Regions from separate parts of the Homo sapiens genome. Here region 1 is linked to region 2. A link is an interaction called in ENCODE POLR2A ChIA-PET data of the cell type or tissue named here. Cell type or tissue: B cell. All regions are shown on one strand.

Evidence for each region. ChIA-PET counts read pairs that join two places held together with the same protein. Peaks named below come from ENCODE experiments on the same cell type or tissue, not always from the same donor. Only the 100,000 strongest peaks of a DNase experiment are listed, where the experiment ranks them.
Region 1: POLR2A ChIA-PET joins it to region 2 with 10 read pairs; 3 of 35 experiments call an interaction of 5 or more read pairs at or near these places.

Annotation. Positions count from the first base shown.
Region 1 is chr6:14,268,626-14,271,125 of GRCh38, forward strand. No RefSeq gene overlaps it. Among named protein-coding and RNA genes, the nearest start is that of LINC01108, 16 kb to the right of the region's middle. RefSeq lists enhancers at 1,856-2,500, 2,346-2,490 and a cis regulatory region at 2,413-2,423. In B cell, no CTCF peak of the experiment used is centred here; a DNase peak (open chromatin) is centred at 1,006; H3K27ac peaks cover 1,635 bases.
Region 2 is chr6:14,382,286-14,384,785 of GRCh38, forward strand. No RefSeq gene overlaps it. Among named protein-coding and RNA genes, the nearest start is that of LINC01108, 98 kb to the left of the region's middle. In B cell, no CTCF peak of the experiment used is centred here; DNase peaks (open chromatin) are centred at 362, 1,326 and 1,536.

The sequences.
Region 1 (2,500 bases), 110 kb before region 2:
TACGCAGTGAACTGAATAACATACCATACCTCAAAGTATCTCACAATTCTTCCAGTTCTATTGGAGACTCGGGGACCTGTGTAGCTGTACAGAGCAGAGGAGGTAGAAGAAAGGGGTGTTTGTGGAGGCAAAAAGAGGACTCTTGATGGGCAAATCTCTGATGGACAAATCTGTCCTACTCCTGTGCTAACTTCCTGGGATTACTGTAGCAAACTACCACAAACATAGGGACTTAATGTAAAGAAATTTATTGTCTCGTGGTACTAGAGGACAGAGGTCCAAAATCAAGGTGTTGTCAGGGCCATGCTCCTTCCAAAGGCTCCAGGGTAGGATCCTTCCTTGCCTCTTCCAGCTGCTGGTGGCCCCAGGCATTTCTTGGCTTGTGGCTGCACCATTCCAATCTCTGCCTCTGTTTTCACATGGCCTCTCCTCTTCTCCATGAGTCTCTTCTTTTTGTGACCCTTATAAGGACACTTATCACTGGATTTAGGGCCCACCTGGATAATCCAGGATGATCTTATCTCGAGATCCTTAATTATATCTGCAAAGCCCTTTTTCTAAATAAGGTCACCCTTGCAGGTTCTGGGATTTAGGACATGGACACATCTTATTGGGGGCCACCATTTAGCCCATTACACTCCCATGTGCCCTTGGCCAACAGCAGTGAAGAATAAACCCTTTGATCCACCAAGAGGTGAGACCCAGTCCTATGTCACCTCTGTCTATTATAACAATGGTGGCAGAACCAAGGCCCAAGGCTCGTGCCAAATCTGCCATTTTGGAATGATGCCACCATTCCCATTTTATGTCCAGGTCACAGGACACAATCTCACATTAATGGATAGGCTTCCTATTGGGTGTATTCACATGCAGGGACCATGGCAGCCTCAAAGAGAGACACTCAATTTTCTGGTTTGCTGTAGGGGGATGGCAGTGAGCTGAGGAAGCTGCCCCGGTGTAAGCTAGAGGTTGCCTGACCTCGAGGGGAATTTGCAACTCTTTGTGCTGCTTCTCTTCCCTCACTGATAGCTGAGGTGCAGGTGGAGGAAATGCTGCTTCTTTAAACAGAGAGCTTCATTTCCCTCAGGGCTTCAAGTGAGGTGCCTGGGGTGGAGACAGAGGGGCCTGCCTTCCCTGGCTTCCCAAGGTAGCTTTCCTATTCACCCCTCACTCCTTTTCTTTAGTGAGACAAAGCTCACAGGCTGGAGGAGAGGTGTGGGGAGAAGGACTCTACCACTCTACTTTTTTCTAGATGTTCTCATGTGCAGAGAATTGGGCAACTTCTTCCTCCTGACACTCCCTAGCTTTCTCCTTTTCTAAGGATCCACTTATACACCAGCAGTGTCTAAGTAAAAAGGAATCGCAGATTCCTGCTAACATGGTTTGCTAGGTGATTTGTGCTGCTTATATATAATTTTTTTTTTTTTAATTTTGGAAAGATTGAAAGGAAGGAAGGCAGTCATGGGCTCTGCGTACACTTGGAAACATAAATGAGATGTAATTTCAAGACCTCCCTGATGGGCAATGTCAATATGGAGAATTCCCTGGAGAGTGAGAGCTTGGGCTCCACCAAGGGGGAGGAGCTGTGGTGGACAACAGGAGGTCAGCTTCCTAGCAGGTGAAAAGAGCCTGGACCTGGAGGGGAGGATTGGGGGATGAGGGAGGTGAGAATGAAGAGGGTAACAGGAGGCACACCATGCGCAGAAAGAAGACCAGGGCTCACCAAGACTCTCACAGGGTGGTCTATAGGAAAGGAAAGCCTGAGCGCAAGGGTGGGGCTGTTCAGTGGACAGTGTGGAAGGCTCTGAAACTCTGGTCTCCACTGCACTGGCGAATGCTGGGGAAAACCAGCAGTGATGCATTGGGAAGGAAGGATGCACACATCTGGGCGGCCTGTGGAATTACTATTTCTATTCTTGCTTCTAAATGGATGGGTAGGATTCAGACTTGAACTTAGTACATTTATCCTATAAATGAAGGTCTTTCTGTCAGGGATCTCTGCTCCGAGTGGTTTCACAAATGAATGAGTAGGATGCAGGGTGTGACAAAAGAACTAACATTTATTGAGCACCTACTATGTGTCAGGCACTGTCCTAGGGGCATGTGTGTGTGTGTGTGCACATATTGTCTCATTAAATCCTCACAGTGACTCTCTGAAGTTTGTTTTTGTCACTTTTGAGGAAATTGAGACTCAGAGAGCCAAGACTCTTTGGCCAAGGCCACACAATCAGGAGTCATGGACCCACATTCCAACCTGGGTGCACCTTACTCAAGGCCTGTTTGTTGGACAAGCTCTTACTGAGGTCAACGCAAAGCCTGATGTTGGTTCTCTCCCCTGCAGAGCGCCAAGCTGCCCCACCTCTCTAGGTAATCTTTCCCTTTCCAGCTCTCCTGTGGCTGGGTGTGGCTGAGCTGACACAGCATCTGGGTTTTTTTTCCAGACTGCACCCTTGGTAAGGTTCCAGTCTGGCTTATGGTGACGCTATTTCCTTTAGGGCCT
Region 2 (2,500 bases):
ATTTACTTCAATATTTCATTAAAATTGTGCCCTGTTAATTAGATGGAGGGTTTTTTGTGACAAAGCACAAACTGCTGGGGTGGGTGGTCTGTGAGGTTGTAGAACATAAAAGGGCTTTTTATTCCCCCAGCAGATGGGGCCCCGCAAGGATAAAAGAGACTTGAGAGCCACTTAAATTGGCCTCAGGACCCTCAGTGTTGAAGCTAAGTGCTGGCTGTGGTTAAATTTATGTAAAGCGCCTAGCACAGTGCCCGGCACCCAGCAGCTGCCGAGAGCTATTAGGATTTTTTTTCCCCAAGTGTTGGGTGTGTGTGGTTAGAAACTTAGTGCCATTTCCAAGCAGGTGTGACTTTCAGTTAAGTGACTTCCTGAGTTTGTATGAGAAATCATTGGTGAAACCCAGAATAGAACTCAGAGTCTTTGCATTCGATTTCCAATCCCATCCCTCTTCTCACTGGGTTGCCTGCCCTCCTTCTGCATGGGCACCTTTGCCAAGAGAGAATGAGATTCTCAAAGCAACTAAAGTCCTCTGGTAGTTTTCAAATGGCCAGTTCTGTCCTCCTCTCAAAATATACTTTGCTCTTGTATTTCCAGTTTCAAAGTAGCAAAATGCAAAGTCCTGTCTTCCTTCCTTCCTTCCTTCCTTCCTTCCTTCCTTCCTTCCTCTTCTTCCTTTCCTTTTTCCTTCCTTCCTTCCTCCTTCCTTCCTTCCTTCCTTCCTTCCTTCCTTCCTTCCTTCCTCCTTCCTTCCTTCTCTCCCTCCTTACATCCCTCTACAAGTATCAGGCCGTGGGGAGCGGGAAAGGAAAGAAAGAAAAGGAAAAAAGACTGTCAAGTGTTTTTTATCATGCAGATGTATGTTGGGGGCATAGAAGTGGCAGGGATTGGAGACTATAGCAGAAGGAGCCCAGGCTCATCTGCTGCTAAAAATAATAAAATTCTAACTTCAGAAAATGTTGAAATATGGCTGGCGTGGCATTGTTTTTGTTGCCTTAGGAAGATACCCTCACTTGACCAGACGATTAAGAAACCTGAAAACTGCGTGTTACTGAACCAAACTTTGGGTCACCCACTCAGTGAACAGAAAAAGCCAAAAGCCAAAAACGAACACCACTGGTATTTGCAGTGAAAGAGAGGCATGTATTTCAGGGTGCCAAGCAAGGAGAACTGGGCAGCTAACACTTAGGACTCAAACTCCCAGACGGATGACAAGCAAGGGTTTTTACAATTGCAACTTCTGCTTTCCTGAAATGTACTTTGAAATGGACATTTAAAGGCATTAAATGTATAGTTGCAGTCGTAACCAAGACAAGGAAGGCATGCAGCCAATACAAGGAATTGTAAACCAAAACAAGGAAGTTACCCATTGGTTTGGCCCTTCGTAGGGGGACATCTTGAAGCAGAGGCTTACAGGTCAGAGGTGGATTCAGAGATTCTTTGATTTGCAATTGGTTAAGGAAGCAAAGCTTTGTCTAAAAACTTGGGGTTAGCAGAAAGCTATGTTTAGTTTTGGCCTGAGGGTGTGACTTTCTCCAGGCACCTCAGGAGGAAATTTAGAACAAAGAACATCAGTTAGAGTTCAGTCCTCAGTGCCCCCTTATCTGAGGTCTATGTGACGGTGGTCAACATTGTCTATCTGGTGGGGCTCCTGTTTCTGAAAAATAGCTCAAGGATACGTCAAGATAATATCTTTTAGTTTCTATAGGGAAGCAAACATCTTGTGACTCTGGCTTACTTGGTGGCTATTGTTTAAGTTACTATTATCTTCCTGCTTAGCAGGTTATTCATTTACTTCCTTAATTGCTGGTTGTAGGGTTAGCTAGGTGCCTGGAATTTCCCTTGAAGGGACTCAAAATTTTCCCTTTGTTTTTTGCTAGGTGGGGAGGTGTAGCTTGGAAGGCTCCTGAGAGGGGTTCCTGCTGTTTCATACACTTTCTCTGACCAGGCTTTCCTGAACTGGGGATAAATAGCGCATCTGCAAACACAGTGATGCCACCAGGTCAAGGTCAACACTGATATCTCAATGGCTACTAGGCCCATGTCTAACAATTCCTCATGCTTTACCCTGGCCCGTAAGCTAAAAATGTTAGGCAAAACATTGCCCATTCTCCTGCCTGTCCTCTTCCTTCTCTGGTCTGCTCCCCTCTCTGTGGAGAGGAAACTCCTGATTTGCTGAGAAGTTTCTCAAAAGCTACAGTGCAAATCACCCTAATTGTTTGCTAGATGAACAATGATCACTCTAACCTCCTAATTAACATTGTTAAAATCTGCTAACAAAGGACATTTAACAATATCTTAATTAGGAAGGATTTCCAATTTGTGATATGGAGCATGTTAGACAAACAGAGCACAATTCTCCCTTTGTTCCTGGGCTCGGTAGCCAGAGAGATTACAAGATATGACACAACATGTTCTGCGTTTGCCATTTATCATTCTATATCCTTTACACATTTGCACTACATAATTAGTATCTTGGCTAATTTTACCTGTGTTATTGTTT